Regions from separate parts of the Homo sapiens genome. Here all the other regions are linked to region 4. The links are chromatin contacts, found by Hi-C or POLR2A ChIA-PET in ENCODE. All regions are on one chromosome and are shown on one strand. Each heading gives the region's core, a stretch centred on a gene start or an enhancer-like site at or near the end of the contact. The rest is flanking DNA. Distances are from core to core; before and after follow the strand shown.

Evidence for each region. A loop is a pair of places that touch in the nucleus more often than their neighbours do. ChIA-PET counts read pairs that join two places held with the same protein, here RNA polymerase II (POLR2A). Pooled maps may share reads with other maps.
Region 1: a map with no recorded cell type shows a loop between it and region 4 (7-fold over the local background). The contact joins two enhancer-like sites. A Hi-C loop is called at or near these places in 1 of 37 single-sample maps with no recorded cell type and 2 of 50 pooled maps. POLR2A ChIA-PET finds 5 or more read pairs at or near these places in 1 of 52 experiments (K562).
Region 2: a loop to region 4 is called in a pooled map, with 7 times the contacts of the local background. The contact joins the promoter of CHST12 here to the enhancer-like site in region 4. A Hi-C loop is called at or near these places in 5 of 37 single-sample maps with no recorded cell type and 5 of 50 pooled maps.
Region 3: a map with no recorded cell type shows a loop between it and region 4 (11-fold over the local background). The contact joins the promoter of TTYH3 here to the enhancer-like site in region 4. A Hi-C loop is called at or near these places in 2 of 37 single-sample maps with no recorded cell type and 2 of 50 pooled maps.
Region 5: a map with no recorded cell type shows a loop between it and region 4 (6-fold over the local background). The contact joins two enhancer-like sites. A Hi-C loop is called at or near these places in 1 of 37 single-sample maps with no recorded cell type and 2 of 50 pooled maps.
Region 6: a pooled map shows a loop between it and region 4 (6-fold over the local background). The contact joins two enhancer-like sites. A Hi-C loop is called at or near these places in 2 of 37 single-sample maps with no recorded cell type and 2 of 50 pooled maps.
Region 7: a map with no recorded cell type shows a loop between it and region 4 (8-fold over the local background). The contact joins the promoter of AMZ1 here to the enhancer-like site in region 4. A Hi-C loop is called at or near these places in 2 of 37 single-sample maps with no recorded cell type and 3 of 50 pooled maps. POLR2A ChIA-PET finds 5 or more read pairs at or near these places in 1 of 52 experiments (activated B cell).

The regions. Positions count from the first base shown.
Region 1 is chr7:8,114,260-8,116,965 of GRCh38, forward strand. All of the region lies in intron 13 of ICA1 (islet cell autoantigen 1), which reads right to left. Among named protein-coding and RNA genes, the nearest start is that of ICA1, 150 kb to the right of the region's middle. RefSeq lists enhancers at 1-83, 104-293. Within about 2 kb of position 1,457, at least 4 of the 41 ENCODE cell types and tissues checked have a DNase peak (open chromatin) inside an H3K27ac peak, as active enhancers do.
Region 2 is chr7:2,402,349-2,405,048 of GRCh38, forward strand. CHST12 (carbohydrate sulfotransferase 12) reads left to right here and starts at 1,263. Exons shown (of 2, transcript NM_018641.5): 1 at 1,263-1,325. RefSeq lists an enhancer at 740-839 and silencers at 930-1,299, 1,390-1,559.
Region 3 is chr7:2,630,349-2,633,258 of GRCh38, forward strand. TTYH3 (tweety family member 3) reads left to right here and starts at 1,638. Exons shown (of 14, transcript NM_025250.3): 1 at 1,638-1,930. The coding sequence starts at 1,808. RefSeq lists enhancers at 1,063-1,794, 2,527-2,910 and a silencer at 1,579-1,988.
Region 4 is chr7:5,229,533-5,232,505 of GRCh38, forward strand. WIPI2 (WD repeat domain, phosphoinositide interacting 2) reads left to right here. Exons shown (of 13, transcript NM_015610.4): 12 at 76-206; 13 at 1,303-2,973. The coding sequence ends at 1,415. Among named protein-coding and RNA genes, the nearest start is that of WIPI2, 41 kb to the left of the region's middle. RefSeq lists an enhancer at 2,425-2,574. Within about 2 kb of position 1,724, at least 10 of the 41 ENCODE cell types and tissues checked have a DNase peak (open chromatin) inside an H3K27ac peak, as active enhancers do.
Region 5 is chr7:2,708,134-2,710,984 of GRCh38, forward strand. AMZ1 (archaelysin family metallopeptidase 1) reads left to right here. Exons shown (of 7, transcript NM_001384743.1): 4 at 455-583; 5 at 942-1,111; 6 at 1,507-1,683. Among named protein-coding and RNA genes, the nearest start is that of AMZ1, 21 kb to the left of the region's middle. RefSeq lists enhancers at 1,411-1,510, 1,430-2,125, 2,271-2,490, 2,501-2,550 and a silencer at 1,671-1,830. Within about 2 kb of position 1,523, at least 4 of the 41 ENCODE cell types and tissues checked have a DNase peak (open chromatin) inside an H3K27ac peak, as active enhancers do.
Region 6 is chr7:2,298,698-2,301,432 of GRCh38, forward strand. The region is part of intron 1 of SNX8 (sorting nexin 8); the gene reads right to left. Among named protein-coding and RNA genes, the nearest start is that of SNX8, 14 kb to the right of the region's middle. RefSeq lists enhancers at 2,497-2,546, 2,547-2,735. Within about 2 kb of position 1,299, at least 14 of the 41 ENCODE cell types and tissues checked have a DNase peak (open chromatin) inside an H3K27ac peak, as active enhancers do.
Region 7 is chr7:2,686,907-2,689,606 of GRCh38, forward strand. AMZ1 (archaelysin family metallopeptidase 1) reads left to right here and starts at 1,296. Exons shown (of 7, transcript NM_001384743.1): 1 at 1,296-1,390. RefSeq lists an enhancer at 1,995-2,264.

The DNA of each region.
Region 1 (2,706 bases), core at 207-2,706, 2.9 Mb after region 4:
AAGCTCTTGTGTTAACAAACTCCCACCTGCACCCCAACCCCACTAATGGCCATAGCCCATGAAAAGCTGATCAAACCCTCGGGCCCTGCCACTTCACCACAACCAGGAAATAGCATAGTTATTTCAGAAATCAGACTGAATGGCTGAGGAAGCAAGGGGCTTTCCACTGTCTGCTGGAGGAATCTTTTCAAATCTGCTGGGTCAGGAGAAATATTATGGCCACTCTTTCTACCCTTCAAAGCAACAGGCCCAAAAGTGTTTGGCGCCCAGGCCTGGCTTCTCCTCTTCTCTCAGGGTCACTGCCTTCTTCAATCCTTTCCTGTTAAAAGGAGGGCCCTGACATGCCTTCCCTTCTCCCAGGGGGTCAATTCCCCTCACTCTTCAGCCTCATTGGAATACTCCCTTCTGCTCTTCCACCTAAACACCTGCCCTAACTTCCTGAATACCACGATTATACAGCCAAATTATTTTCCAGATGAGGAGAACATTTTCAAAAGAGTGCCTCATGCAAGTGATTTCTAAATAAGATGAAGGCTTTGTTTAAAATACATAAATCATTCCACATGAGAATCTAAGTTCATTGGCTTGGATGACCTGTGTTTTTTTCTTCTCCAACAGGTGGGAGTGTCAGAAACATGAAGAAAACGTCTCTGATGGGTGATCCTTCTAGCTGAGAGCAGCTAGGAATGTGCTTGCCATCTGGCTGAAAAGAGTCTCAGGAAGTGTTGGTAGGACAAGTTGCTAAAAGTGGTTAGTGAGGGGATAGAGGCAATGGGATTATATCAGTATAAACAGGGCCTTTGATCCTTTCATCAAAATGGCACTGAAATGCTAAGATAGTGTACCGATCACTTTATACTTCGGATTCCCCTCCCTCTTTTTGTAAAAAAAGTCTTTTGTAGATATTAATGTATCTACATGTAAAAATCAGTGTATCTATGATGGTGAGAAAACTATATCAAGACTAGTGGGTAATATGCAAGTTATTACTATGTAACATTGAATTCCATGTGCAATTAGCCCTGGAATCATCTGGTTTATCTTGATATGAGTATCAGAGACAAGAGAGCTCACTGTAGCTTAGTTGGAGGGGGAGTGGGCAGGGTATTGCCTAAAAAAAGGCAATACTGATTTCGCTGGATTAGCCTATCTCTATTCTTGCTAGAGGATATCAAAATATCTTAAAGACGACTCTAGTGAAAAGATGCTACATGCTTGTTTCCCCTTCCTTCTAACCTCCTCAAGGGTCTTAGGAGGTCTTCTGAGCGTTCTCATGGCCTTGCCGTGAGGAGCCAGTGATTGTGCTTTGGGACAATCCTCACATTCCCCAGGCAGCCACTGTTGGAGACAAAGCAGGTGCAACTTATTTGCATAACACTTAAAAGAGCATCATGGGAACATTTTTTGATGATAATGGAGTACACACTTCCTTCAACTTCCTGTGGCCAACAAGAGAAAGTCAGTGATACCAAAGAAACAGAGCTAGAGCTGCAAACACAGATGATATCTTCAGTCGAGCAGAGGCTCCCTTGGGGGACCTGTCCCAAAAGAGAACAGATCTCATGAACTTGAAATGACCTCTTTTGACAACTATGAAACCTGGCCCTTTCTGAGGTGCACAAATTAAATGCCCTATTTGGTGGTGGCAATGGTATTTCTGGCTAAAAATAGCAAACCTCAGAGGCCTTTCATACCTTGGTATTTCCAACCAAACTTGGGGACCACCCAACCACATGTAGATATTTGACTCATCCACATTAGGTACAATTTGATAAAGGGAATTATGAATGAGGACATTAAGCCAGAAAAAGAAGTCAGAATGTAATTTCTGGGATTATGCGAAATTCTCCATCTCATAGCCCTGTCTTGAGCCCTAGATGTTCAAATGGAAATTAGCAAAGTAGTACAGAAAACAGGTTAGGCCACTGGAAAGGAAGGCAGCTGTCATTTCAGAGAGACAAAATGCTGTTATTACCTTTCACTGCAGGGCTGTTGTCATTTGGACTGCTTGTCTTTGGTACTGGCCATGGAGTAGGAGGGGGATTGACATTGCTCTCTGACCAGTCTAATATTCAAAACCAGAGCATATCAGATCTAGTGAAGAAGTCACATGGACCCACCAGTTGATGGCCACATCCGTGGTTGCCTCCGAATAAAAATAAGACATTTCTCCCATGTTCCTCATACTGGAATACATTTGAGGAGATAGGAGATATGCATCATCGAACCCAATCCAAAAATATGAAAAATGAAGGAAAAGGTTAGATTCTGAAAAGCAAATAAACTATTGCTATGGATAAGGCATCTTTGCTTTTTAGCTTTATTTATGCCCATTTTTCTTCTCAAGCACAATCGTTTCATGATCATACCAAAGATTATCAGTGGTGCTCTAAGGAAAGCAGGTGCCTTGTTTTTCTGTCACAAATGGGGAAAAGCTTAAAAAAGAGAACACCATTAAATGAAGCAATAGGACTAGTAACTGCACATCTTCTCGACTTCCAATATGATCCAGTCCTTTTATTTTCTACACAGCTAATTTAAATTGGGAGATTTAATTAATACAGATAAGTAAATAACAGTCCAGTCCAAATATATGAGGGGGAAAGAAATCCCTCGTTAACTTTATGCCCCCCATTACAATGGTATTTGGCTTGTGATATGGTTAGGCTTTGTGTCCCCACCCAAATCTCACCTTGAACTGTAATC
Region 2 (2,700 bases), core at 13-2,512, 2.8 Mb before region 4:
CTAACACGGTGAAACCCCGTCTCTACTAAAAATACAAAAAATTAGCCGGGCGTGGTGGCGGGCGCCTGTAAGTCCCAGCTACCCGGGAGGCTGAGGCAGGAGAATGGCGTGAACCCGGGAGGCGGAGCTTGCAGTGAGCCGAGATCGGGCCACTGTATTCCAGCCTGGGCGACAGAGCGAGACTCTGTCTCAACAACAACAACAACGACAACAACAACAACAACAACAACAACAAAGGTTAAGATGGTAAATTTTATGTTCTATATATTTTACCATAATTTAAAAAAAAAATGACTGGGCCTGGCGCGGTGGCTCACGCCTGTAATCCCAGAGCTCTGGGAGGCTGAGGCAGGAGGATTGCTTGAGTCTAGGGGTTCAAGACCACCCTGGGCAACATAGTGAGACCCCCGTTTCTATTAAAAATTAAAAATTAGCCGGGTGTGGTGGCACCTGTCTGTAGTTCCATCTACTTGGGAGGCTGAGGTGGGAGGATGGCTTGAACCCAGGAGGTCGAGGCTGCAGTGAGCTGTGACTGCACCGCTGCACCCCATCCTGGACGACACGGTGAGATCCTGTCTCTAAAAAAATAAACAAACAAACACACAAAACTACATTGATGCCAAGAACAATTACTGCATGCTCACTATGCATTAGGCATCTTGCTAAGCTCTTTACCCGTGTCATCTCGTTTGTCTCACATACTCCCTGAAAGGTAGGGTCACTAACCTATTATATTTTACGGATTGGCGACAACCTCAGAGAGGTTAAGTCACTTGCCCAAGGTCACACAGCGAGTCTCAAGCCCCAGCCGGTGAGCATCACGATCCTTTGCCAATGAGCCGATGCTCGAGAAAGGGTCGGATAGACAACAGGCACTGCATAAAGGTTGGTTAACGGGATCGTGTTTGGCTGCAACGTGGAGCTCCCGGGTCGAACGGCGAGACAGCTGCGCGTCCCCGAGCCGCCGCGCGCCCGGTCCGCCGGGGCGGAGTCAACGCCGCGGATTGGCTGCTGAGAAAGGGGCGTGGCTCGTGGCGGCCGGTGGGCGGAGTCGATCTCTGGCCGTAAATACGGCGCCACATGGCACTGGCTCGCGAGGGCGGGGGCGGGCGGGCTGGCCGGGCGCAGGCGCGCTGAGGGCGGGCGCCCCTCGGCCTCCGTGGCCCCTCCGGCGGCCGCGACGTCTCGCGAGAAGACGACCGGTAGGAGGGGCTCCTGCGCCGGGGGCGGGGCCGGCGAGGGCTGCCTCTGGGGGGTCCGCTAGTCGCGGGGCGGCGGCGGCGGCTGCGGGCGCGAGGTGAGGGGCGCGAGGTGAGGGTCGCGAGGTGAGGGGCGCGGCGGGCGGCGGGCTCGGGGCGCGGTCTCCCTCTCTCTCGGCCAGTGCTGGGCTCCCAGGGCCCGGGCGGGGGTCCCGGGCCGCGCTGAGGGGCGCGGGTCGGCTCTCCTTAACCTGGCCTGGCGGGCGCGGCTTGGGCCTGGGTTCGAGTTCCCGCGCCGGCGCGCAGTGTGACCTTGGCCCTGCGCGCGCCCTCTCTGAGCCCCGCTCGTCGTCCTCGGCCAGGGGGACCCAGCCCTGGGGCCCTGATCAGCGCGTTCTGCGGCTCCTCGGGGTCTGGACGAGAAATCTGTGGTTCTGATTCAGCGACAGCAGAGGCTGCAGCGGCCCCGCCGGCCCCCAGGAGTCCCCCTGCCCGGCATCAGCCTCTGCCGCCCGGCAGGGGTAGGACCAATTCCCGGGCTTGGAGTTCCAGGATCCCCAGCTCCCGAGGGCCCCCGTGTGCCTGCTGTCACCTGAACGGGGCTCCCCGGCCCCGCCGACCGCAGCCCTGGAGCCTGCAGACGCCAGCAGCACCGGCAGGTCGCTCAGGGTATCCCTTAAATGACCTCTCACTCCAGAAGCCGCAGCCCTGCCCCTCTGGGAGAGGAAACCGTGCATTTAGTCCGGGAACAGTGGGACTTAGACCTCCTCTGCGGGCTCCCGGCCACCGAGACACCGCCGGCAAAGCCTTGGCTCGGGCAGAGGCTCCGTCTGGCAGGCAGCACAACAAGCCATAGTGTTTCCAGCATTATTAAATTATTTAGTTCATAAGCGGGGCTGTGGGGACTCGGAAGCCCCGGGGTGAATAGGAATGTGAGTTGCAGGCGCGGTGCTGGACGCAGTACATCTTCCAGGACACCAGGCCCTACGGTGCTGTTCCCGGCTGTGGGTGGTTGGGGACAGCTCAGCGGGTCCCCCACTTACCCCCACGCGGGGACCCGGGTTAGCCCCTCACCGTGAGCATCTGGTGTTGGGAGTCAGGGCTGGTGTCTGAGTGAGGATGGAGAGAAAACAGGGGTAATGAGGAGATTGCTACACGAAGGTGCAACGCTTGAGATCTGAAAGAGCACCTGCCTGGAATGGCATAGATGTTTGATTTCCCTGCAAAGGAGTTTATGGGACTTTGGGCTGACGCTTTGGGGCCAGCAGTAACTGTCTGCTGTCACTCAGCTGACTCCAGCTTTATTATCAAACCTCCAATCGAGTGCAAGATGCTAAGCTGGGGTAGATGCCGGTAATAGCGTGGGCCTTGCCCTGGGAGCTCACGGCCAGCCTGGCTACAACTGTGTGGAGTTGAGACTGTGGTGCAGGCGTTAACAGAATGTGGCGACATTTTCCGACATTTTCCACAGTGGAGAGGACCTATGAATTGGGGCGTTTGG
Region 3 (2,910 bases), core at 388-2,887, 2.6 Mb before region 4:
GGGCAGTCAATGAGCCAAAGTCCAGGCCTCCTGGGAAGACACTGCCCGGAACCGTCCCTGCCTGCAAAGAGCTCTTCCTGCCAGGAACGGCCTGCCTGCCCACAGAGCTGGCCAAGTCGGGCACAGCAGATGGTGGAGCCCGGGTGTGGAAACCTGTTTCTCAGTACACAGGAGGTCCAGGAATAAGGCCCCAGGTGATGAAGCAGAGCCAGGATGCACCCACTGCCCTAGAGTGCGGAGGGAGGCGTGCACCTGGGCCCAAGCACGCACTATGTCCATCCTCCTGGCTCTGGCAGCTCCCATCTCCCCTTTAGCAAAGGAGGAGGCACAGGCATGGGGAGGCCCTGTTAGGAAATTTGGCTGTGTGGCTCCAAAGCCCATGATGGGCCCTCTCTGGCAGGTGCCTGAATTTTTAGGCCCCAGGACACCAGAACAGGGCACCGTCTTCATCTTAGGTCTTGACAAAAGACTCAACCTTCCCCAGAGGGAAGGCCGGATGGGGACTGAATCTACCTGCGGATCCACTTAACACTCGTACCTTTTTAAAAAAAATTTTTTTTATTTTTGAGATGGAGTCTCACTCTGTTGCCCAGGTTGGAGTGCAGTGGCGCAATCTCCACTCACCGCAACCTCCATCTCGCAGGTCCAAGCAATTCTCCTCCCTCAGCTTCCAGAGTAACTGGGATTACAGGCGCCCGCCACCACGCCTGGCTAATTTTTGTATTTTTAGTAGAGACGGGGTTTCACCATTTTGGCCAGGCTGGTCTCGAACTCCTGACCTCAGGTGATCCGCCTGCCTCGGCCTCCCAAAGTGCTGGGATTACAGGCATGAACCACCACCACGCCCTGCCAACACTCGTAGCTTTATCATCCCCTTTTACAGACAAGGACACCGATGCACAGAGTGGTTAAGTAACTTGCCCCAGATCACACAGCTCTAGGTGCCCCAGCCAGGCCCTGAATCCAGATCATGTCCATTGTACAGATAGGCCACTCGGTGCCTTGCTGGGCGCTGCGGGCTGTGGGCTGTTGTGTGTGCAATGGGGAGGCCAAGACCAGCCCAGCCCACCAGGCCGGACCCTCGAGTCAAATAAGAAACATGCAAAGATCCAAACGAAGAGCGAATTCATGGAATGAAGCGCAGCTGCATATGCAGCCAGGGTTCCAGCCCCCACGGCCACGTGGAAAGACTGGCTGGCCCGGGTCTTACAGCGCTGAGGGTCGGTCTTCCAGCGCCTTAGGGGCCAGGCGTCCCTCCAAGAAGGCGAGGAAGTAGGCGGAGCTTCTGCCGGCGGACTAATGACGGTACAGAGGCGGGGCCGAAGGGCGGGGACACGTGGAGGGGCGGGGCCATTGGGTAATGGGCGGGGATGCGAGTGGAGGGGCAAAACCATCAGGTAAAAGGACCAATAGAGGTTCAGGAGCGAGTGGGCGGGGCACGCTGTGGGGCGGGATCGGCGGGGGATAGACCAATGGTGGGTAAGAGGCGGGACAGAGGGCGGGGCGCGCGGGGGCTGGGCTGGCGGGAGGCGGGCCAATGGAGGCTCGGGGGCGGGGCCGGCGGGCGGACGGGCGGGGGTGCGGAGGGGGCGGCGGCGGCGGCGGCGAACAAAGAGGCGGCGGGCGCGGGCGGCCGAGCGGAGCCGAGCGCAGCCGAGCCGGGCCGAGCCGGGCCGGGCCGGGCCCAGGAGCGCGCGGATGATGCGGGCGGCCAGGCGGGGGTCGACGGGTCCCTGAAGCCCGCGCCCCGGGCCAGCAAGGGAGCCCCGCGCAGGCCGCGCGCATCCGGAGGCGGCCGGGCCCCGCCATGGCCGGGGTCAGCTACGCGGCGCCCTGGTGGGTGAGCCTCCTGCACCGGCTGCCCCACTTCGACCTGAGCTGGGAGGCCACTAGCAGCCAGTTCCGGCCCGAGGACACCGACTACCAGCAGGTGACATGGGCCTCTCGGGGTCGCGGGGTCAGGGACCCCAGGTCACGGCCCCCTCCTCTCCCAGGGTCACGGCCCCCATCCCCGAGGGCCTAAAGACCCCTCATCCCCCCCTCCAGGGTCACGGCCACCTCCTCCTCGCAGGTACCGGCCTCCTTCCTTCTCGAGGGTCCCTTCTGAGTCCTAGGACCCTTTCTTCCAGGGTCATGGCCTCCTCCTCAAAGGTCTAAATACCCTCCAACCCCCAGTGAGGGTCCACGGCCCCCCTCCCGATTCTGGCCTTCCCTTCTGGTGTCACTAAGGCCCCTGGGTTTCATGGAGCTGCCTCTCCCCACTCCGTGAGCCCCCTTGGCCAGTGGAGGGCCTCTCCACCATCACTGTTGGCGGCCTGGTGCTGTGTCCCAGCAGAGACCCCTCCCCAGATGACCCCCAGGCTCTGAGATCAGAGCGGGTGCCTGAGCACATTGGGTGCAGGCAGGCAGAGACTCCTCGCCCACTCACCCCCGACTGGGGAATCCCACTGCCAGGCTTCCAGTGGGTGAATGGCCTGGGCCGCCGCCAGCCCTCTGTGGCCGGTAATGACCCCCTGCTTGGCGGTCAGGCTGTGGGATGTACACAGGGTGCCGTGTGTGGCCGTGGGAGACCAGGCTGCCTGTAGCCCCCGGGGGAGGGAGGCCCGGCGGCCAGGAAGCACCGTGGGCCTCAGGCAGGGAGGCTGGAAGCGGCTGAGCCCAGGCAGACCTGGGGGGCGGCTGGGGGCCCTTTGCAGCCCTCTCCCAGGGGAGCCCTTAGCCTGGCATCATGCCAGGCCCCAGCACCACCCCCATCGCCAAGCTACTGTCATTTGAGTGCGGGGCAGGGGACCAAGCTGTGGGCATTTCCTTCCTGCCTAGAGATCCGGATTCCAGAAGCCCCGTGACCAGGGTCCCTGGTCACCCGGAGTTTCTCTCTGGACGGATCATGGCAGAGCCCCATGGTGGGGT
Region 4 (2,973 bases), core at 474-2,973:
AGGGCAGCCAGTGTGTACTGCCCGCAGGGCTGCCCTGTGTGGAGACGCTGAGCTGTGTCGCTTTCTTCCCTCCAGGCTGGACGGCAGTCTGGAAACGACCAATGAGATCTTGGACTCTGCCTCTCACGACTGCCCCTTAGTCACTCAGACATACGGCGCAGCTGCAGGAAAAGGTACTTACGTGCCTTCATCCCCAACGAGACTTGGTAAGGGGCGTGACGCAAACCTGGAAGGTAATTAGCCCCACAGCCCCGAGTGCTACTGCCTTCTGCTGGCTCCGGAGCCACCCCACCAGCTCCTCACTGGGAAAGATGGGGACTGGTTCTGAGAACATAAGCGAGGTTGGTAAATGGGTGTTCCCAAGGCCTCTCTCAAGGCTGAATTCAGTTTCGTTTCCTTTTTTTTTTTTTTTTTTAAAGGAGAGATGGGGTTTCCCTATGTTGCCCAGGGTGGTCTCAAACTCCTCCTGGGCTCAAGTGATTCTCCCGCCTCAGCCTCCCACAGTGCTGGGATTATAGGCATGAGCCACCGTACCAGGCTCATTTTCTCCGTTTTTAAAGAAAATGTCATCCTGGCTCAGGTGACTCTGGGGTCACGTGACTTGGGCCCAGACTGGCCACCTCTCAGCCAAGATACCACCCTGAAAAGTACTGCCAAGGGTTTTGCCTCAGTCTTTTCCCTCCCACCTTTTTCGTCCTTCAGCAAATCTGCATCGAGTACTGCCTTCATGCTGGGCCTGTGAAGTGCAGAAGCTGTAGGGGAATGAGGCCAATGGGCTCCCCTCCGGCGGCAGCACTAAGACCCATGCATGAGATCCTCCAGCCACAGCCTTGGCTATGTGAGCCACCTTCTTAAAAAAGCCAACTCGCACTCCAGTGGGAGAGCCTGTGGTTTTGCACCCACGCAGGGCTGTGCCTGCTCGCTGCCACTCCCATCTGTGAACCGGCACTTCCAGTTCATGAGCCCACCCTGAGAGTCTCCTAGTGTCATTTTTTTTCCTGGTGTTATTTTTGAGCTCTTAACCAGCTTGAGAGAGTTTGTGGCCCGTCCATGAGGGAGCCTCTGTTTACTGTGCAGGCATCATTTTGACATTTATGAATGTCAGAGAACAAATGACTTCATCTCGAGCTGCCTAAGGCTGCAAAGAGTTCATTAGAAAGCAATCAGAATTCAGAACGTCTTAGTACAGGCTTCAGTTTATAAATATACACCAGTGTTTCCAAAACACAGTCCTCAGTGTGTGTCATGGGGTCTGTGGTGTGTCCCCAGCCTTTGAAGGGTGACTTCGTCGTCTCTTTGCAGCCTACACAGACGACCTGGGTGCTGTGGGTGGCGCCTGCCTGGAGGACGAGGCCAGCGCCCTGCGCCTGGATGAGGACAGCGAGCACCCGCCCATGATTCTTCGGACTGACTGAACTTGACCTGTGACCTCTGACCCGGGGAGCAGAGAACACTGGCTTCACAGAGGACTTTGTGCATTGCTGCTATGAACTTTGACCTGAGTCGGGGGAGAGGATGGCAGAGACTTTATTAAAAAAAAAAAAAGATTGTAGTGGTAGTCTAACTCCATAACGCTGAGGAAATACATCATTTTCACTTCAGTGGCTTTTAAATCCTGCTTATGAATTTTAGCTTTTTGTTTGTTTGTTTTCTCTTTTTGCCAAAATTAACTGTTTGGTGAAGCCCGCAAAACCTCCTCGCTTTGCATGCATGAACGTGCCAAGCCAGCATAGGGGAGCTAGAAGCCACTTTCCAGCCACCTGCCGTTGGGTTTTTTCATATCTGTACATAATGCCGAGTGCGTAAGGAAACCGTGGCGTCGCGCACAGTGGGTCTGCTTGTCAAGGCCAGTTCTGCAGTGACAGGCCCAGGGGCTGCCCACCAGGTGTGCTGGGCAGACTTCAGCTGGGACAGAAGTCCGATCTCCCTAGGGCCCCACCTGGACCATTTTCCCTCCGTTTTATTTTGTTAATTAAATTCTTTCCAAATTGGATCGCTCTGGGATTTCTTCCATGGTGGACTTTTGTTTCTGATCTTGTTTTCCCTGTGGATATTGGAGGACAGCGAGGTTCTTTCTGATACTAAAAACCTTTCTTTCAGGCAGCAAATGAACTTGAAAGGTTGCCTGGACTCGCTGGAGCAAAGGAAAGCGATTTTGTTTGTATAATTAAATGATCTGTTCTTCTACTTCACTCTTCCTGTTGAAAAACTGTGTGATTTTTTTTTTTTTTTAAGTAAAGTTTGTAGCTCCTCCCATGCCCAGGAAAGCACAGAACTCAAGTGTGGTGGCCGTCTGAGCTGTCCTTTCGCTGGCCCCGCTGTCCGCAGGGGCTTCCTACCTGTGTGAGAGGTCGTAGCGGGAGACAGCAACAGAGAGTAGGCGGCTGGGCCACGTCCTTCACAGGGCGTCATGTGCCTTTCTATTTTCATCTTAGAAAATTTCCTCAGCAAACCGATGAGAGATTGTGGTTGCAAGCTTCAGTATTTGCCTCGCTTCCCTTCCCTTTTCATATTTACAGAATTAAAACAACCTCAAGTACCTCAGACTCTGCATTCCAAACCAAGGCACCCAGCAGCCAAAGTGTCGAGGGCATTTAAGTGGCATTAATGGCAGGAGAGATGGTTTTAGAATCTATGGAGTGGTGGAAGTTACGGATAGAAGGGAAAAGGCAAAAACTATTTACCCTGCCTTTGCAGGCTGGGGTTTTTGAACCGAGGAAGGCTGGGACGCCTGTTTCCAGATGGTTGTCATGGTCACGCTGGGCGAAGAGCTGGAGGGGAGTTGTCCCCTCAGCTGAGCGGCTGCGGTGAAATGCCCCAGTGTTCCTGGGTTGGCTTTACGGCAAACTAAATGCAGGGGACGCTGGAGTCCGACTCACCTACACCGGCTTCCTCCCAGCCGCTGGTGTGCGGCACACACAACATCTGCATTAGGCAGAGGTGCAAGTGGGCTGATTGAACTTTTCCTTCAAA
Region 5 (2,851 bases), core at 273-2,772, 2.5 Mb before region 4:
TCTTGTGATGGCATCAGGCTCAGCTGGCTGCTGCAGAAAAACGCCTCCATCCCAAGATCTTTAATCATCTGCAGCCCCTTTGGCTGTGGGGACTCACAGGTCCCAGGGCTGAGACGTGGACTCTCTGGGGCTGTCGCTCAGCTGCTGAGGTGGCTTCTCCTTCCTGGGGCTGCAAGCGCCAGTCTTGTTGGCCCGGCTGCCTCTCCAGCGTCCCCACTGGGCTGTCCATGGCCTTTGACTTACCATGTCCTGATCTCCAAATGGCCCTGGCTGTCACTCCACATCATGCAGTACTGTGTGCCCTCAGGTCACACCAAACGCTGGTGGCCCACACCTGACTTGGGAAGGGGCAGGGCCCAGGCAGAGGAAGAGGATGACGGGGTGCCAGCCTGAGCCTGGAAGATGGGGGTCCCCGGCTGCCTCCTGACCCCATCCTCTGGCCCTCTCCCCGCAGACGGCATCCTGTCCTTCTTGAAGAACAACAAGCCAGGGGACGCGCTGTGTGTGCTGGGCCTCACACTGTCTGACCTGTACCCCCATGAGGCCTGGAGCTTCACCTTCAGCAAGTTCCTTCCAGGGCACGGTGAGCCGGGGCCCCAGCAGCTGTGCGTGGGGGGTAGCCTGGCATGGGGCTGTGGCCTCCGTGGCTGCAGGGCACCCTCTTTGCTTTTGCTTCAAGCACCCTCCTGGTGGAAGTCAACACCTGTGCATGGGAATAGATGGCCCCTTCCAGCTCCTCCTGAGGAATGGCATAGGGGCTGTTCCTCAGCTGTGGCGTCTGCCCCAGGGCCCAACTTCATGTGGGCAGGACAGGGCCTCCCAGGACTGGTATGTCTTTGGGCCATGGCCAGCTTGCATGAGAGCATGAGGTGGGTTTGACGGTGGGCCCCCCAGAGCCAAGGCTGACCCCTGAGAGTGCCCTTCTCTCCATCTCTCTCCAGAAGTGGGCGTCTGCAGCTTCGCCCGGTTCTCAGGGGAATTCCCGAAGTCGGGGCCCAGCGCCCCTGATCTGGCCCTGGTAGAGGCAGCAGCAGACGGCCCCGAGGCCCCCCTGCAGGACAGGGGCTGGGCCCTGTGCTTCAGTGCCCTGGGGATGGTTCAGTGCTGCAAGGTGGGTGGGGGCTCTGGGGCTGGTAAGAGGGGACAGGAGGGTGCTGTCTGAGCCCTTGGTGCCTCGGTCTGTTACACTGCCCCATCCTCACAGTGAAGTGGATGGACCCCTAACTCTATGGAATGAGGAAAGCAAGGCTACACAGCTATGAAGCAGCAGGGGAGGGATTAGAGCCCCAAGCCCCTATCCTGTGTGGCCTCCCACCCTGACTCACCTTTCCCCTGGGGCCCTGAAAGTGGCCTGTGCCGCCTGGGGCAGGGGGAGGGCGCCTGGACCACCTCCCGGCCATCTGGCCTCACCCAGGTCCTCATTTTGGTCCTGCTGGGGCTGCCTGGGGATCTGCCGGATGCAGGGGCAAGGCAGTGAGGCAAGGTGCTTGGTGGCCTTCCCCCCAGGTCACGTGCCACGAGCTCTGCCACCTTCTGGGCCTGGGGAACTGCCGCTGGCTCCGCTGCCTCATGCAGGGTGCGCTCAGCCTGGACGAGGCCCTGCGGCGGCCCCTGGACCTCTGTCCCATCTGCCTGAGGAAGCTGCAGCATGTCCTGGGTTTCAGGCTCATCGAGAGGTACCAGGTGAGTGGCTGAGTTGCGCTGCCCGGCTGCTGGGACCTGCGCTCCGGAGGCCCGCGAGCGCCGCCTGGAGGCTACGCAGGGCATGGGGACCGCACACAGGCTTTGTCAACTGCCGGGTTCCAGGCAGTGCAGAGCCCTGGGACCTGCGCTGGGGTTGAGCTCCATCCGGATCTCACTGGCAGTAGATCGAGTCCTGCCAGGGCCCGCGTGTGGTGGCTGTGACTGGGAGGTTGCAGCGGGGTCGAGTGGGGACGAGGGCTTTTCTCCCTCTGTCAGGAAGAGCTGGCATTGGAGCCCAGCCGGCGGGTGGCACGGTCTTCCCAGGGTAACTTTCTCTTTGCTTTCCCGTCACCCACACTTGGGTCACTGCTGCTCAGAGGAGGCACAGGCCCCTTGCGAGGAGGTGGGAGCTGACACAACAAGGCTTGTTGGAGGTGGCCTCCATTCCTAACTCCCTCTGTCGCCTGGGTGGGGTTGCCGAGCAAAGGGCTCGTCCGTATTCATGGACATTTGTTTGCAAGCTCAAAAGCTTTACTCTGAGTTCTGAGTGCAAAGGCAGGTGGTGGTAATTTTTCTTCAAACCCAGCTTTGGACTACAACCAGTTATAAGGTGCTCACTGCGTACAGGCACCAGAGCAGTCAATGAAACCGCGCTGGAAAGCCCCTGCATCCTCCTCCCGCCCGTTGAGGCAAGTGGGGGTGTGGTTCCCGGACCGAGCCTGTCAGAATCCCCTGCAGGGCCTAGCTGGGCCCTCCTTCCTTCTGGGGTAGAGTGAGGAGCTGTATCTTGCAGGGTCCTGGGTGACACTGAACTAGAGGCCGTGGCATTTCTAGCTCACAGTGCTGGAATCTCTCTGCAGGGATCCTCTCTGAAGACTCTGGCAGTCAAGGGAAGGTGAAGGGGGCACAGAGGAAACAGCTTTTCCAAGTGTAAGGAGAAGAGCCTGTGACTTGGGGGGAACCCAGGCGCAGCCATGGCTGAGGGTAGGAGCATCTCCCGAGGGTACAGGTGGCGTGATGGCTGGTCAGCACCTGGTGATGCCTTGTAAAGGTTGCTGCTGCCAGCTGTGCCCCGTCAAGGGGCAGCTCTTAGTACCTTCCTGAGGCTGTGTAACAGGCACAGGGGCAGCTTGGTCTGCAGAAAGGGTTGAGAGCTCTCATTTGATGC
Region 6 (2,735 bases), core at 49-2,548, 2.9 Mb before region 4:
TTTTTTGTTTTTGAGATGGAGTCTTGCTCTGTCCCCCAGCCTGGAGTGCAGTGGCACGATCTCAGCTCACTGCAACCTCCACCTCCCAGGTTCAAGAGATTCTCATACCTCAGCCTCCCGAGCAGCTGGGATTACAGGCACATGCTACCACGCCTAGCTAATTTTTTGGATTTTTGGTAGAGACAGGGTTTCGCCATGATGGCCAGGCTGGTCTCGAACTCCTGACCTCAAGTGATCCTCCCACCTCGGCCTCCTAAAGTGCTGGGATTACATGCGTGACCCACCATGCCTGGTCTGAGCTTTTCTTTTTTAATGGGCCTATACTCCTGATACCAAATTCCCAGATCAAACCACAGACAGAGCAAGCTGCTGACCAGGGTCAGGGCTCCCCAGAGAGCTAGGTTCCTCGATAGGACAACGGCATCTTGTTCTCATCAGGAACCAGACCACGCCTGAGGTTCCGTGGATGATTACAAACAGAGCACGGGCCATCCATCGCTGAGACCCAGGGAACTGCATATGAACCCCCCACGCACACCCACACACAAGCAGGACATGGGAGATGCAAGAGACCAGACCACAAAGGGGAAAAAAAAAATCACTGGTTCCACGTCACAAAACTGAAGTGTGGTGCTGGAAATACTCACCGCTCAGATGATTTCCTCTGACTCAAATCAGAGTCAAGGGACAAGCGGAGCCAGCCAAGGACATCAGAGCCATCCGTCCCACCAATCCCCCGGAACCCCCTTCTGAAAGGGCCCATTGGACTTCAGCTCATTCCTCAAAACACCTCTCGGGTCTCTCATTTCGGGAATGTTTATCTGAGGGGAGGCCCAGCGATTTGTTCCGGAGTTAAAAAGGAATACTATTTTAGCAAATTGGGGGAATCTTGGAATAACCTACCAAGTAGGAGTTTGGAGTTCCAAAAAGAGTCCTCGTCTCTGTTTAACTAAATGCCACCCATGCCTGGTTTCTTGCGTTTTCTTTTTTAACCCTCCTCCTGGCTGGTGGTTGGTTTGGTCTGAAAGTGACTCCGGTTTTTTTCTAGGGTCTCCTGACATGAAAGTGAAAAGATTCCAAAATATCTGACGGGGCTAAGTCTGTCTTGATCCTCATAGAGGCCAAATGGAGAAGAACCTTCATTGGCCACCAAATAAGGTCCCTCCAAGAAAATTCCAAGCAGTCAGCCAGCATAATGGGCCAAGTGAGATACAATTAAATCCATTTCAGCAAACCTTGATTGATCTATGGCAAGCACAGCAAGGAAGAAGGCGCACTTCCTTCTCCTGGCTGCCTTAAGGGTAGACAACAAGGAACGCAATTAATCAACCAGAAAATGTAACGCCTCAGAAGTCAGCAAGAACAAATTAGGAACTGTGAAAAATGTCACAGGAAGAGAAATATTTAGTCAGTTTTTCCCCCACGGCTAAATTTGCACTGAACACGAAGACCTAGTTTTCCATGCACAGAAGGCTGGACTCTCATCTGGTGTCTTACAGACCCCAAAACTCCAAGATTGGTTAACCAGGATGCTCAGATTATCTTAACGCGTTTAAGGGAACTCAGCCTGTGCCTCACAAAATTCAAGAAGTGATTTGTTTTTTCAGAGCTGACAATTCAAGGAGATTTTATGTTGAACTCAACTGGAAACAGACTGTCTACACCCAGTTGTCCAGAATGAACTAAATATTTTCAGTAGACACGTTGCAAAGCTTTCTCTCTTTTTTTTGGAGACAGAGTCTTGATCTGTTGTCACCTAGGCTGGAGTGCAGTGGCACGATCTTAGCTCACTGTAGCCTCAGTCTCTTGGGCTCAAGCGATCCTCCTGCCTCAGCCTCCCAAGTAACCGGAACTACAGACACGTACCACCATGCCTGGCTAATTTTTTCATTTTTTTGTAGAGAAAAGGTCTCGCTATGTAATGCCCAGGCTGGTCTTTTTTTCTTTTTTTTTTAAATTATTGAGACAGAGTTTCATTCTTGTCACCCAGGCTGGAGTGCAGTGGTGCAATCTTGGCTCCCTGCAACCTCCACCTCCTGGGTTCAAATGATTCTCCTGCCTCAGCCTCCCGAGTAGCTAGGATTATAGGCGCATGCCACCACGCCCAGCTAATTTTTGTATTTTTAGTAGAGACGGGGTTTCACCATGTTGGCCAGGCTGTTCTCGAACTCCTGACCTCAAATGATCTGTCTACCTTGGCCTCCCAAAGTGCTGGGATTACAGGCGTGAGTCACTGTGCCCAGCCCCTGTTGTGGAGCTTAAACCCAACCTCGAACGAGACAAGTAACCATTCTCCCACAAAATGACTTCAACACTCACAACAGGCATTCTGAATTTACATGCTCTTTCATTACGTCCTGTTTCCTAACTTTAAAGTGCATTCCTGTTCTGAAAAGATAAAAAGGACCTAGCACAATTGTCTAGGGTGTTATTTATGAGAAAGGTCTGTGCAACTATCTCCCTCTAAGGAAAACCATCTGAAGAGGGAAAGCTCCATGCCTACGAATGGCTGCTTAACGTGGCCAGACGCAAATCCAACAGAGACCCTCACAGGCCAGGCCACACTGCTCATGTCCCAGCTGCAGCCCCACACCTGGTGTGAATCCCAGCACCACCACCTATTGGCCGTGTGCTCATGGGCATATGAATACAAGGCAGGCCAGCCCCCAAATTCGGGCTTAGCCCAGAGGCTTCTAGGCTTTGTCTAGGAAGGAATTCAAGGCTGAGCCGATGGT
Region 7 (2,700 bases), core at 46-2,545, 2.5 Mb before region 4:
GTTTGACCATACTGGCCAGGCCGGTCTTGAACTCCTGACCTTGTGATCTGTCTGCCTCAGCCTCCCAAAGTGCTGGGATTACAGGCATGAGCCACCACGCCCAGCCGTGTTATTTCTTAAGGCTTAAAAAAATTCTTTGAGGCTGGGTGTGGTGGCTCACGCCTGTACTCCCAGCACTTTGAGAGGCTGAGGCGGGTGTATCATGAGGTCAAGAGTTTGATACCAGCCTGGCCAAGAAGGTGAAACCCCATCTCTATTAAAAATACAAAAATTAGCTGGACACAATGATGGGTACCTATAATCCCCACTACTCAGGCGGCTGAGGCAGAAGAATGACTTGAACCCCGGAGGTGGAGGTTGCAGTGAGCCCAGATTGCACCATTACACTCCAGCCTGGGCGACAGAGCGAGACTCCATCTAAAAAAAAAAAAAAATTCTTTGCACTGGTGTGGGACGATGGTGACGAATCCCTCAGCCATCTGTGGGGCGCTGCTGAGGGCGTGGGGGGCATTTCTGCACGGTGAAGCAGAGCTGGTGGGAGGCTGCCCGAGGGAAGCTGGTGCTGGGAGGGTTTGCAGAGAGGAAAAGGGCAGTTTATGGAAAAGGCCTCTGGGCTCTGTCTGGAGCCGTCATGCCGGCCTTCACGGCATCCTTCCGCACTTAGAGTCCTTTCCATCTCCTGGTGGCTGGCACAGGGCCAGGGCTGCACTCACAGCTGGCCAGGGTAGGGCAGGGCGCCCGTCCTCAGGGCCACTGACTGTAGGGCTAACCTAGGGGCCTGGTTCACCCCTCTCACCTGGGGCTTCGCTGATAAGCCTGGTTCACCTCCTCACCTGGTGGCCTCGTTCACCCCCTCACCTGGCGCCTTGCCTGATAGCCTGGTTCACCCCTCTCACCTGGGGCCTCTCCTGGTGGCCTGGTTCCCCTTCCTCACCTCGTGGCGCTGGTTCACCCCTCTCACCTGGGGCCTTAACTGGTGGCCTGGTTCACCTCTTCACCTGGCGCCTTGCAGAGTAGCCGGGTTTACTCCTCTCACCTGGGGAGGCACGAACTGGCCCGGGCTGACTGACCTCCCTCACCTGTTTGGCTTTAGGCTCTGGGGCCCCCCTGCCCGGGTGTTTCTGGGAGGCTGGAGGGTCCCACGTGAGCTCCACCGCGGGCAGCTGGAGGGAGTGGGGCAGGACGCTGAGCGCCGGGAGGGGTGTGGCCCTCCTGTCCTGCCCGCGGCCCCACACCGGCCCCAGTCCCGCCCGCCTCGGTCCCTGCCCCGCGCGCCGACGTCACCGGGACCTCCCGATCCTCCCGGCCCAGGCCGAGCTGCCCACGCTGCTGCCCGGGGCTCGGTGCCCGGCGCGGCCTCTGCCGGCTCCGGCGGGCGCGGGACTGCGAGGTAGGGGGGCGCGCGGGGAAGACTCGGGGGCGCAGGGACCGAGAGGGACCTCCGTGCCGGGGCGGGTGGGTAGGGGCAGCTCCGGGTCCAGCCCGGCCCGCGCACCAAGTCCCGAGGGCGCCCGGGCGGCGGCGGCTACGGGCGCGCGGGGACCGCGGAGACGCGAAGGGCGCACTTGGCGAGGGTTTGGTGCAGCGCCGCGCCGGGGTCCGCACAGCCCCGGCAGGTCCTGCAGAGGGAAGGCCGGGCCAGGGAAGGGCCACGCGCCCCCTCCCCGCCATCCTCTCCCAGGCCAGGGCGACCTGCGCGCTTCCCGATGGGAGCAAACTGGGGACGGGTCGGGAATCCAGGGCCAAGCGCCCGAAAGAAGGCGTTTCCGGGCTGGGGCGAGCCAGGTGGGTGCGGGACGTCCCCGGGGAACCTCCAGGGCGCCGAGAATCTCGTCGTGCCCAGGGCTCCCCGCAGCCTGTGTATGAGCCGGGGAGGGAGAAGGCTTCCTCCCCCAGGAGACTGAGGGAGAAGGCTGTGGATATGATCCCTGCAGGGATGTAAGACAGGTCTCAAAACCAGAAAAGCAAGGGAGGGGTGACAGAGAAATGGCAAACTTTACAAAGGACAGGGGAGGGCAGGGACCTGGGTCCTTTCTGCCCCCATCACGGGAGGGAAACACTTGGCAGAGGAGTTTGGGGTTCGCAGGTGAGGAGAGAGAACAGGAAGCCAAGAGTCTGGCCCGGAGGCCACTACCCCTGCGGTCTAAGCCCCCGGTTTTCCCTCCTAGCGAATGGAAACTGAGAGGTGAGAAACCCCCAAAACCATCCGTCCGTCTGGTTCTGCCTGAAGGTCTCCGCTGTCAGCTAATGAATAGCTCGATGCAGCTGCTGGGAGGTTTTGCAAAGCGCATTCAGAATAGCGAGAATCAGAGCATGGTTTCTTGCCCAAAGGCCAGGCATCTGCGTGGTCAGATGGGGGAGCATGAGTGCCCGGAGCTGTGCGGTTTAGGGCAGCCTGACCTTGGATACCTGGTTACTGGGCCAGTCTGGCGGCCCTTGTTGCTTAGAGCGGCAGAACCTCCCTGGGGGGGGGATGCGGACGTGCTCTTTTCCAGTCTTTGGACAAAAAAAGGCAAGGGGAGGAGGAAGGAGAAGCGTCTGAGTTTACCCATGGTATTAATAGCAGCAGGGCTGGAACTCGGGTGCTCTGGGAGAGGAGACGTCCTACCCCCTGTCCCCGTCAGAACATCCCTGCTCCAGGAGCAGCTGGGGTTCCAGTGTGAAGCGTGGCTTTGAAACCAGGCCCCGCTGGCCCCCAGC